Regions from separate parts of the Homo sapiens genome. Here regions 2 and 3 are each linked to region 1. Evidence: chromatin contacts called from ENCODE Hi-C or POLR2A ChIA-PET data. All regions are on one chromosome and are shown on one strand. The core of a region is the stretch at or near the end of the contact, and the rest is flanking DNA. Distances in the headings are between cores, read along the strand shown. Region 1 overlaps RAPGEF2 (Rap guanine nucleotide exchange factor 2). Region 2 overlaps SPMIP2 (sperm microtubule inner protein 2). Region 3 has its middle 13 kb from the start of SPMIP2.

Region 1 (3,597 bases), core at 753-3,252:
AAATAAATAATGAAAACTTTGTCTATCAGCTTATAGCTCAGCGCTCCATCAGAGGAGTAAAAATATACAAATTTTTAAACTGTAATAAATCCAGTAACAGAAATGATGTAATGTATTTGTGAAAAAGATTAAAATTATTGTGTATCTGGAAAGCCATCTGTCTATTGGAAGGTGGCCATTGTTAGAACTTATTTTTTTGAAGCCGTGGAACACTTTGTTCATAGAAAATCCTGTTCAGCCCAACAATAGTAGCTATTATGGTTGAAAGAGGTTTGGACGCCTTGAAATCCCAAGGGCTCTTGACATTGAAAACCTCTGATCTCAACTGTCTGCGGGACGCCTATAAAAGGATAGAGGATAATTTGTTGTAAATAAGTAATTTTCACTGTGGTTTTTTGGCATAATCGTATATTTGAGAGCACAAGTCTAAGCTGGCCAGAAGTCTGTAATAACAGCAGTGTAGGTGAGCAAAAATGGGACCCTGAACTGTAGCAAAGGGTTTCGATAGAGACTTGGGAGGGGAACCCGCAGAATGTGATGATAGGCTGTGAAGAGGGAGAAGCTTCGGAAGTTGTCCCTTTATCTTTTGGTTGGAGGGTGTTGGTGAGACCGCAGATACAGGAAAATAAAGGTGTTTTTCTATTTTTTGGTCATGGGTGGCTGGCCCTCTGGAGTTCCTTGTGGTCCCCATGTAGTTATTGGAACCTTTGTTAGTCTTCATTTTATTTCACTTTCTTGTTTTATAGGCATGTGATCAATAGCCCTCGATGATGATTCCTGTCTCCTTTTCTCCAGATGCCAACAGCTTTGTCTTTTGAATGTGATACTGTGCGGTATTACATCCTGGATAGTATAAAGTGACCTTTCTAAAATAGCACCAAAATTGGTATTTGATGCTATATGTGGTTCTCAGTTGTGCCGAACCTGTCTCAGATAGCTGTGTCGTGTGCTCGGCTCAGCCACTGTTTCTGGACATTTTGCCTATTCTTTCTCACAAAGCAATCGCCATCTTTTTGCTTCTCTGTTTTAATGACCTTGTTAATGCTGTCCATGTGAAGCATTTAGAGGAGCTTCCTCACTCCCCTGGGCCGCTTCAGGCTTGGCCATATTGCACTTGCTCTGCTAGAGTGGGAGGAGTCTCTTCTTGTACCCCATACACCCTCCTTGTTTCATATTTTGTCAGGATCATCTGGGAAAGCACTAACTTCTAGTTCCAGTTTGCTTAGATTTTGCATGGGCACCATTCTTTCTGTTTCTGTTTATTGCTTCTCCACTCCCGAAAACCCCCCAAAACTTAGATGGCCATGTTTGTGGCTGTTGGGAGTCTTGTTTTGAGCTGATGGTCTTCTAGGATCAGCATCCTTTACCCACAGCCACTTCCGCAACGCCTGCCGCTCTGTTTTCTTTCAACTCTCTTTTCTCTCCTTGTCAGTCCCCCTTGGCTTTTCTTTCTTTCTTCGTTTTTTTGGCGGAGTTTTGCTCTTGTTGCCCAGGCTGGAGTGCAGTGGCATGATCTTGGCCCACTGCAACCTCCGCCTCCTGGGTTCAAGCGATTCTCTTGCCTCAGCCTCCCGAATAGTTGGGACTATAGGCACCCACCACCATGCCTGGCTAATTTTTGTATTTTTAGTAGAGACGGGGTTTCACCATGTTGGCCAGGTAGATCTCAAACTCCTGACCTCAGGTGATCCACCTGCCTCTGCCTCCTAAAGTGCTGGGATTACAGGCGTGAGCCACTGTGCCTGGCCTCCATGAGCAACCTTTTTGGCTGACTGGGCCTCACTTAAGTTTTCACATTGTATTAACAGCTGAATGAAGTAGCATTTTCACAGTTATTTTCTTGCCCTCTAATAATTGTCTTTGCTGATTTAATCAGTTTTCTTTGGACTTAGTAGTTTTTTGTTCTTTCAGTTCCCTTGTCAACTTCAACTTGATCGCTTGCATTTACTGGCCACCTCCTTAAATGAGAATGTGGAGCGGCACACACAGCTCTTTCCCATGGAGAGAGTGCCACCTTGTGGATCTCTAGGATATTGCCGAGGAGGCTCTTAGATCCTGGCTCCATTTTTCCATTTACTGGTAAACTGAAGTTCACATCTTTGACTTTCAAGCACTTTAATACCTTACCTGGGTTCCTGTCTATTCAGTTCATTAATTTACTTATTAAGAAAATATTTGAGTGCCAATCAAGCATTATGTAGTGTATATATTGGGGGTACTTAAGAGTTAGAGGAGTTTAAAAACTATTGAGGAGAAACTCCCAATGTGAATAATTATGACGTTCTGGCACCTGCGTCACGTGAGCATGTACACAGGGCACTGGGAAGCTGGAAGAAAGCGACTCACTTTCCTTGGAATATACCAAAACACTTCTCAGAGGAGGTGATAGTTAACCTGGAACTAGAAGGATGAGTAATAAATTTACAAGAGAAAATATACTATTTAGAAGCTAGACTGCAGGTTTGTTCAAAACCTTTGTGGCATAGGTGGAAAAAAAAATGTGTGGCCTGGCCGAACAGGATGAAGTTTGCAGCATAAGGAATGTTGGGGTTGGGAGCAGAAAGCAAAGCTGTAGGTTGGTCCTTTCAGAGACGATCGTAAGAGAGGAAAGGAGATGAGGAAGATGAAGAGAACTAGTATTTTTTGTTACCATCATGCAAGGTACTGCATATATATTGTTTCATTAAATAAAAGGAGCTCTGTGAAGAAGGCATCAATGTCTTCCATTTTGCAGTTGAGGAACTAGAATCTCAGAATTTGACTTTACCACGATCACGTGGCTAGCGTGGAAGAAGGAATCTGTGCTCCAGAACCTGCGCTCTTTGCACAGCATTTCCTGCTTCCTTCATGGGCTCTGCCAGGGGGTTTGGACCTTCTCCTGTGAAGGACCATGGGGTTCATCAGAAGGATGTCATCTGATCCGATTTACCTGAGCAAATGATCACTGAAATGTTTCCCAGCTTCTACTAGGCATGATGCGCAGTTCCTGCCTTGAAAGGAAGTTCATTGTAGTTGGAAGAAGATGCTCAGGAATAAGAAATCATTACAGAAAAACATAAAACAATGAAATTAGATGGGCTAAGTATTTTAGAGTTTGGAAAACAGTGAGTGAGAAGATTTTCTTAAAGTAGTAGTTTTTGAGCCATCTCTTAAGGTACAGTGGGATGTAGAGGGTAGATGGAGAGAGGTAAACATCTTGAACAGCATGGCAGAGTTGGAATGAACAGAAGGAAAGCAGCCTGTCAGGAGCAGCAGGTTATGTTGAGGGGTAGTAGGAAGGAAGGTGGGAGAGGTGAGGGGGTCAGATCAAGTATTTCCCTCATGCCCATTATTCTTTGTTTAGACTTGGGATAATGCTCAGCGGGGATCATACAGTTCTGATTGCCCCAGAGGCTTTCTATCTGTTTACATTGGAAGGTGAACTGATCATTTTATAATGGTCTGTATTTGGTTTTGTTTGGCCTCGTTAATTTCCTTCCTGTTGATGAAAAACAGAAACAGGAGCCTTTTAGAGTTTCTCGTTATAAACCAGGGCTTTTGTGACTTCCGTTTTGTCCATTGTGGGATGAGATGTATTGAAATGAAATCAGTTGTCCA
Region 2 (3,597 bases), core at 350-2,849, 190 kb before region 1:
CCCAAACACCACTCAAATAAATACTTTGCATGATTATAGCATGGCTTCTCATACAGTGTTCATTCATTCATTATACCAATGGTTCTGCAAATGTGATCCCCTGACCGACAGCATAAGCATCATTGGGGAACTTATTAAAAATGCAAAATCTCAGGGCCCACCTTATATCTCCTAAAACAGAAACCATGAAAATGAGGCTTAGCAATCTGTCTTAACAATCCCTCCAAGTGATTCTGATGCATCATGTTTGAGGACCCCTGCCCTATGCTCTTGCTGTTGTTTCTGAAGGGGAAGAAGTGCCAAGTAACTTCTAACATTTATTAATTAATGTACCAAGACTAGCAATGTTGGCATTCTCATTCTTCAAAGCATCTAATTATGGACTCTGAAATTGCAATTTATATATTCCTAGAATCAACAAAGGACACCAAGCTGCTGCTCTTTTGCATGGAAAGGTAATCTTATCTTCAAATGTCCCCATGTTTCCGTTGCTATTGAGAGGCTCTCATAAGGGTTAGTTAAGAGTTCTACTGGCTTGGCTTAGTGACTCATGCCTGTAATCCTAGCACTTAGGGAGGCCATGGTGGGCAGATCCCTTGGGCCCAGGGGTTTGAGACTAGCCTGGACAATATGGCAAAACCTTATCTCTGTTAATAAAAAAAAATGCAAAATTACAAAAATTAGCCCGACACAGTGGTGTACGCCTATAGTCCCAGCTACTTGGGAGGCTGAGGTGGGCGGATCACTTGAGTCCAGGAGGTTGGGAGGTCGAAGCTGCAGTGAGTTTTGATTGCGCCATTGTGCTCCAGCCTGGATGACAGAGGAGACTTTGTCACAAAAAAACAAAAACAAAAACAAAAAACAAAAACTACTCCTTGTGATTTCTGGTTGCTTCTGCAGCAGAGACCATGGGCAAAATCCCGGTGCTGAAATAAACATATGCCCTGATGTATTAGTGGACACGTTGTTAATCTACTTTGTATGGCTGGTTGGTTGTTTGAAAATCACATAAATACAGCCCTAAATTCAGTTATACTGTACACAGTATTGGCAGAGATACATGGTTTCCAGGATGTTCTAAGGGAGCTTTGGATAGGTGCAGCCTTCAGAGGTCAGCAGGTATGACCTTGCACTCTATGTGGGCTCCCCTTCACAGCACGTGTTCATCCAACTGACAAAATATTTCCAGTAACAAAAGCACATTCTATTTTTGGACAGGTCTAATTATTCTTCCATACATTGAACTAAAATCTGCCTTCCTGTAACAGTCACACAGTAGTCTGAATTCTGAATTCTGGTAAAGAATCCCCGTCTCATTGAAATAGCCCATGAGATCCCAGGAAAGGGTCACTTTAGGCTCTTTTGCAAATTAGGCTTCCCCACTTCTTTCAGGCGTTCATGTAACAACATTCCCAGGCTCTGCACCACTCTGCCTCTTGATGCTCTTCAATTTATTAACATCTGGCTTAAAATGTGGCATGCATAACCAAAAATAATGCTACCATGTGGCCCAATCGGGGCAGCGTTTGTTTCTGGAACACAGCTCTCTGTTAATGCAGCCTGTTATTGTGTCAGCTTTGTTGGCAACTGAGCTAACCTCCGGGCACATCTCCAGTCTGCAGTCAGCTCCACGCTCCACACCAACCTATTGCATAATGTCTTACCTATCCTCTACTTGGATTGTTGATTTTTAAACTCTAAGTGCAAGCTTCATATTTAGTCCTATTAAATTATAACTTTGTGAGTTTCAGACCCAATTCTAAAATAGTAACATCTTTTACAGTCCAAATTGTCATCGAATTTTACTCTCTCTTCTTCCTAGGTTTATATGTTCAGCAAACATAACCACATGATGTCTCTCTTTGTATAAAATCCTGAGGAAACTGTTGAACAAAACAGAGCTGATTCCTGTTCCCCTCCCTCACTCAATTATTTACCTCAAAGCTTGAAACTAGAATAAAATGTCCAAGTGAAGTACCAGTTAAATATTGACTTTCACTTGCCAATTTTACTTCAATCTGTCTTTCAACTGAAGTAGCCTGAAAAATGAAAATGTAATCATTCTAAATAATTCTTAGGGAACATATAGAATGCCTAATGGGTATTAAATATTTGAAATATAAATCCCCATTCTTTGATGTGTGCAAAAGGAGGTAGTTAAAGAATAGTATAGAGTAATTAAAAGCTTTTATCATGATCTGGGATTAATTGAAGTATTTAGAGAGTGGTGATGCCATACTGAAAACAACTATTACAACATTTAGGGTTTTGTAATTTTCTCTGGGTTAATTAATGCTTATAAAAATTATTCTGGCTGGACGCGGTGGCTCACGCCTGTAATCCCAGCACTTTGGGAGGCCAAGGTGGGGTGGTTCACCTGAGGTCGGGAGTTCAAGACCATCCTGACTAACATGGAGAAACCCTGTCTCTACTGAAAATACAAAAATACATGCCGGGCATGGTGGCACATGCCTGTTATCCCAGCTACAGGGGAGGCTGAGGCAGGAGAATCGCTTGAACCTGGGAGGCGGAGGTTGTGTTGAGCCAAGATTGCACCATTGCACTCCAGCCCGGGCAACAAGATCGAAACTCCATCCCAAAAAAAAAAAAAAAATTATTCTGAGCAGGCTTGGTGGCTCATGCCTGTAATCCCAGCACTTTGGGAGGCCAGGGTGGGTGGATTACCTGAGGTAAGGAGTTTGAGACCAGCCTGGCCAACATGGTGAAACCCCGTCTCTACTAAAAAAAATACAAAAATTAGCTGGGCGTGGTGGTGTGCACCTGTAATACTTAGGAGGCTGAGGCAGGAGAATCACTTGAACCCAGAAGGCAGAGGTTGCAGTGAGCCAAGATCACACGATTATACTCCAGCCTGGGTGACAGAGCAAGACTCTGTCTCAAAAAAAAAAAAAAAAATTATTCCTCAAATGGCTTCTTAAATCTATAAAAATTGAAAATAATTATAAAGAAAAAATTTAAAGCCAAGAACAGTAGTTCCATGACTTGGAAGGCTGAGGTAGGAGGATCACTTGAGCCCAGGAGTTCAAGACCAACCAGGGCAACATAGTGAGACCCTAGCTCTATTAAAACAAAATTTTAAGATATCTTACTTAGCACAGAGTATTGGCACTTAGAGATCATGGGCTATGTGAAGAAATATATTCCTAAACTTGATGTATGAGCTACATGATTACGTGTAATGTGGAGTTGAAAACAAATAACATCATGATCGAAAATACCATAATTCAATTCAGAGGATGTGGGCTGAGATGATACCTGATCTGATACCTTCACAGCACCCAGAGAGGAAAGATCAGAAAATGTGTTTTCAATAGACATGGTGAGAACACTGCTAGGGAAGGAGTGGCAGCATTTTTAACATGAATAACCTTAGCTAACCTATCACCACAGTATGTTGAAATAATTTTTTTTTTTTAGAGGATCTCACTCTGTCATCCACACTGGAGTGCAGTGGTGCCATCACGACTCACTGCAGCCTCAATCTCGTGGGCTCAAATGATCCTCCCACCTCAGCTTCCCGAGTAGCTGGGACTACAGGCCCTCAACACCATGCCCAGCTAAATTTTTTTTATTTTT
Region 3 (3,597 bases), core at 410-2,909, 150 kb before region 1:
ATCTTGGCTCACCGCAACCTCCACCTCCCTGGTTCCAGCGATTCTCCTGCCTCAGCCTCCCAAGAAGCTGGGACTACATGTGCATGTCACCACACTCAGCTAATTATTCTATTTTTAGAAGAGACGGGCTTTCACCATGTTGGCCAGCCTGGCCTCGAACTCTTGACCTTAAGTGATCCACCCACCTTGGCCTCCCAAAGTGCTGGGATTACAGGCGTGAGCAACTACGCCCAGCCCTTCAGCTGTTTATAGTGCTGCTTCAGCCTGTTAAGCATCAAAGCTGACTCTATACAACCCATCACATGGTGGAAGAATGATCGATCCATAAGAGGTGTGGTAAGGCGGGGTTGATGGACAGAGAGTTGGAAGTTATCCAGACTTTGACCTTTGGTTGCCTCATTCTTTCATTCCTGTATTCTTTGAGGCCTTTTAGAGCACTCCACTTCAGTGACCATGACTTGATCAGTTTTGTTAGACCACTTATGCTCTGGAACCTAGCATTTAGAAAAGTTAAAAATATTATTTGTGTTTTTCAAAAAAATCTAATCTTGTGCATTTTATAGTTTTTAAAAAAATTATAAAAAGTAGATTTTTATACACAAACTGAATAATCAACTTCTAAATAAATTTGCTCCAAAAAGTTACTTAATCCTAACAGAAAAGGAAAACCCCATACATATATACATTTATTTGTGTCTGAAACCATATACTCATCTATTTAAGCAAGACTTTTCTTGATTAATTTTGTATTTAAAAAATTTCCTGATTCTTTATATTTTCTCTGATTTTAAGGGCAAAATTTATGCTAGATTTTAAATTAGAAACATTCTTCTCATTCCTGCCTTGTTCCATTGATTGATTAAATTTTTTTTTATCTCCTAGTGCTTATCATACATGCTTAGAAAACACAGGGTTTCCATCAGTCATCTATCTTGGTTGCTTTATCTGTTGAGTCATAGTCACATTGCCACAGATTCTTGGTAATCTGAAAAATACCAAGATGCTCTTAGATAACTGAAAACCCCAGCGAAGTAGTATTTCCTGCGCTGTACCAAACAAGCTCTGCAGAAAAGTAACTAGGCTGGAGCCAGTAGTTGACAGTGAGGTTGCCCAATCCCAGTTCTATGGAGAGCCCTGCCTCTGGGTCTACACAGCACAATGGAAGAAAGACAAAGAGAATGGCCTGCCCCACTACCTGCTCCTCAGTGGCCTGAGATTCTGTATAATCTGAAATAAATCTAAATGAATAAGAAGACGGGGTTTCAAATATGTGAACCATGATATGATAGCATGTAACAGAATGGCATGTAATAGAGAAAGCACAAAGAGGGAAAATAAAAGAGCTCCTGCTCCCAGTCTTTAGAGATGAGGATGCTTACCGCGTGCTGGTGTGCTTACCTTCCTTCAGAGATGATTGTTCATGCTTTTAGCGATGTTTTGCAGTCTGTAAAGGTACTGTTTTGCCTTTTTGCCTTTCTCTAGGCCACCTGAACTCGCTTAAGTAATCATACCTCCTCCAAAGCATGGTATTTGAGAACAGACCTGGCCTCTGTTTCAGAAGGACATAATTGACCGTTTTGTGTAAGCACAAAAGGGGGTGGGGTAGGAGAGCTTTCCCGAGCCTGTGCTATCTCCTGTTGAAGCCCATTTGTTAGCCTCGTAGGCAGGGCGCGCTGGAATGCCTGGCAAGTGCAAGTACAGTGAAATGCCGTCATTGTGCTGCTCTCACGGCGCATGTTTTCCCACGTACAACATTCAAAATGTTCAGTTCCCTGGAAAATGTTCTAAAGAAGTTGCACTGTATTAGGCTTTGTCTTCTCGTCTTTCACAAAGGCAGACAGCCCTCTGTTGAGAACAGCCTTTCCATAGGCATTTCTCTTGGCTCAGAGCCACATGGACGTAACCTAGAGCCACCGAGCCACAAGAAAATCTTGGACCAGAAGCAGGGGGAGGGGACGCTTTGCACGGTTTTTCCTCCCACATTCAATATACACAAGGATCCCGAATTGAAAATGCCTATCAGTTTGCAAAGGATGATATTGTCAAAGAAATTTGTTTACAATGATAACTAATAATTTTTTCTCTCCCCTTCCACTTTTTTTTTTTTTTTTTTTTTTTGAGAGAGTGTCCCTATGTTGCCCAGGTTGGACTCTAACTTCTAGGCTCAAGTGATCCTCCTGCCTCAGCCTCCAGACTTAGCTGGCATTACAGATATGCGACACCATCCTAGGCTTAATAATTATTATTTTTTAAAACCTGAGATAATTTACTAAATGATATAAAGTTAAAATTTTTTTTGAATCGGAGTATAAAACGTGGGCTTTTAGTTGACATAATGTAATTTGAATGACTTAAAATATAGATGTCAAATGTTAAGGTTATGTCAGGTGCATTTATTATATTTATTAAATATTACCAATTCTGATTTTCATAGAAAGAAAATAAAAGAATTCTCTATTGTAAATTGACAAAAAGATGGCAGGGATTTCTGAGAAAACACTGTCGAGAAAGATAAAGCAACGTCAGTTTGTGACATTTCAGTGGATTCTATCTTCAACACAGATTAGCTTATTATTTTTATTTAAGTAAACAAGAAGGTCCAGCTGGACCAAGTAAGCTCTCGTATTTTTCTGTTCTTTCGCTGCACACAAGTCTAAGAATTGTTAAGAATTGTTTTACTGGTTTCCTAAAAGCACCACAATAGCTTTGAAAATGGTTGAGAAGATGTAAGAAAATAGTCTGAAACATATAGATGAGATCAAGATTCGCAAAGATTGATTAAGGGATAGAATGCAAACCAAGTGATTTTTTTAAAAAATTCTTATTGATACATAATAGTAGTATATATTTTTGGGGTGCTTCTTTTGATATACGCAGACAACGTGTAATGATCAAATCAGGGCATTTAGGATATCCCTCACCTCAAACACTTGTCATTTCTTGGAAATATTCCAAAGCTTCTCTTCTAGCTATTTTGGCAAATCAAGTGATTTTAAATACAATCACTTGTTTGATTTCAGCTTAGGATTTTCCATCAACTTTTCTTAAAGGTATTTATTCTTTAGAATGTTCTGAATTTTTATGATTCGTTAAGAATATTGATCACCTGTTCTCAATTTTTTTATACAAGGTTAGAATCCACTTAAAATGAATTAAAACCCATATGATTTTTGTGTCTGTCTGGAAAATAGGGTTTGACTTCCACAGATGTCATAGAGAGCTCAAATATATACTGCATTACATCACTGATATTGTAGCTGTCACAGAAGAGAGAAAAAAATTTGGTACTGGAGATGTCTTGGTAGAAAATGAGCCTTAAAGCTTCTTGATAGATATAAGGCAATCTCTTGATAACATGTCAAGTAACTTAGACGTTACTTTTAAAAATGTGCATTGCTAAAAGGTGCCCGTTAGTGTCAACACATATTCTCTGGCCCTGGGCTGCTCTTTTTGACCCTGCAGGGGAAGCCATGAAAATAAAGTGAATGCTGGCATTAATCAAACCAGTCTTTATTTTGACAGCATTTGGAATTCATTCTTCTCACTGGGTGGTACTGCCACCACTGTATTTTTTTTTTTTTTTTTTTGAAATGTGCT

The links. Hi-C counts contacts between places; a loop is a spot of excess contacts on that map. ChIA-PET counts read pairs that join two places held with the same protein, here RNA polymerase II (POLR2A). Pooled maps may share reads with other maps.
Region 2: a map with no recorded cell type shows a loop between it and region 1 (2.4-fold over the local background). The contact joins two enhancer-like sites. A Hi-C loop is called at or near these places in 1 of 168 maps with a recorded cell type or tissue (Right ventricle myocardium superior), 3 of 37 single-sample maps with no recorded cell type and 4 of 50 pooled maps. POLR2A ChIA-PET finds 5 or more read pairs at or near these places in 2 of 52 experiments (IMR-90 and activated T-cell).
Region 3: a pooled map shows a loop between it and region 1 (3-fold over the local background). The contact joins two enhancer-like sites. A Hi-C loop is called at or near these places in 8 of 37 single-sample maps with no recorded cell type and 11 of 50 pooled maps. POLR2A ChIA-PET finds 5 or more read pairs at or near these places in 1 of 52 experiments (common myeloid progenitor, CD34-positive).

Annotation. Positions count from the first base shown.
Region 1 is chr4:159,201,154-159,204,750 of GRCh38, forward strand. All of the region lies in intron 3 of RAPGEF2 (Rap guanine nucleotide exchange factor 2), which reads left to right. Among named protein-coding and RNA genes, the nearest start is that of MIR3688-1, 74 kb to the left of the region's middle. Within about 2 kb of position 2,003, at least 3 of the 41 ENCODE cell types and tissues checked have a DNase peak (open chromatin) inside an H3K27ac peak, as active enhancers do.
Region 2 is chr4:159,009,157-159,012,753 of GRCh38, forward strand. The region is part of intron 1 of SPMIP2 (sperm microtubule inner protein 2); the gene reads right to left. Among named protein-coding and RNA genes, the nearest start is that of SPMIP2, 24 kb to the right of the region's middle. Within about 2 kb of position 1,600, at least 8 of the 41 ENCODE cell types and tissues checked have a DNase peak (open chromatin) inside an H3K27ac peak, as active enhancers do.
Region 3 is chr4:159,046,637-159,050,233 of GRCh38, forward strand. It overlaps a transcript of SPMIP2 not described here. Among named protein-coding and RNA genes, the nearest start is that of SPMIP2, 13 kb to the left of the region's middle. Within about 2 kb of position 1,660, at least 14 of the 41 ENCODE cell types and tissues checked have a DNase peak (open chromatin) inside an H3K27ac peak, as active enhancers do.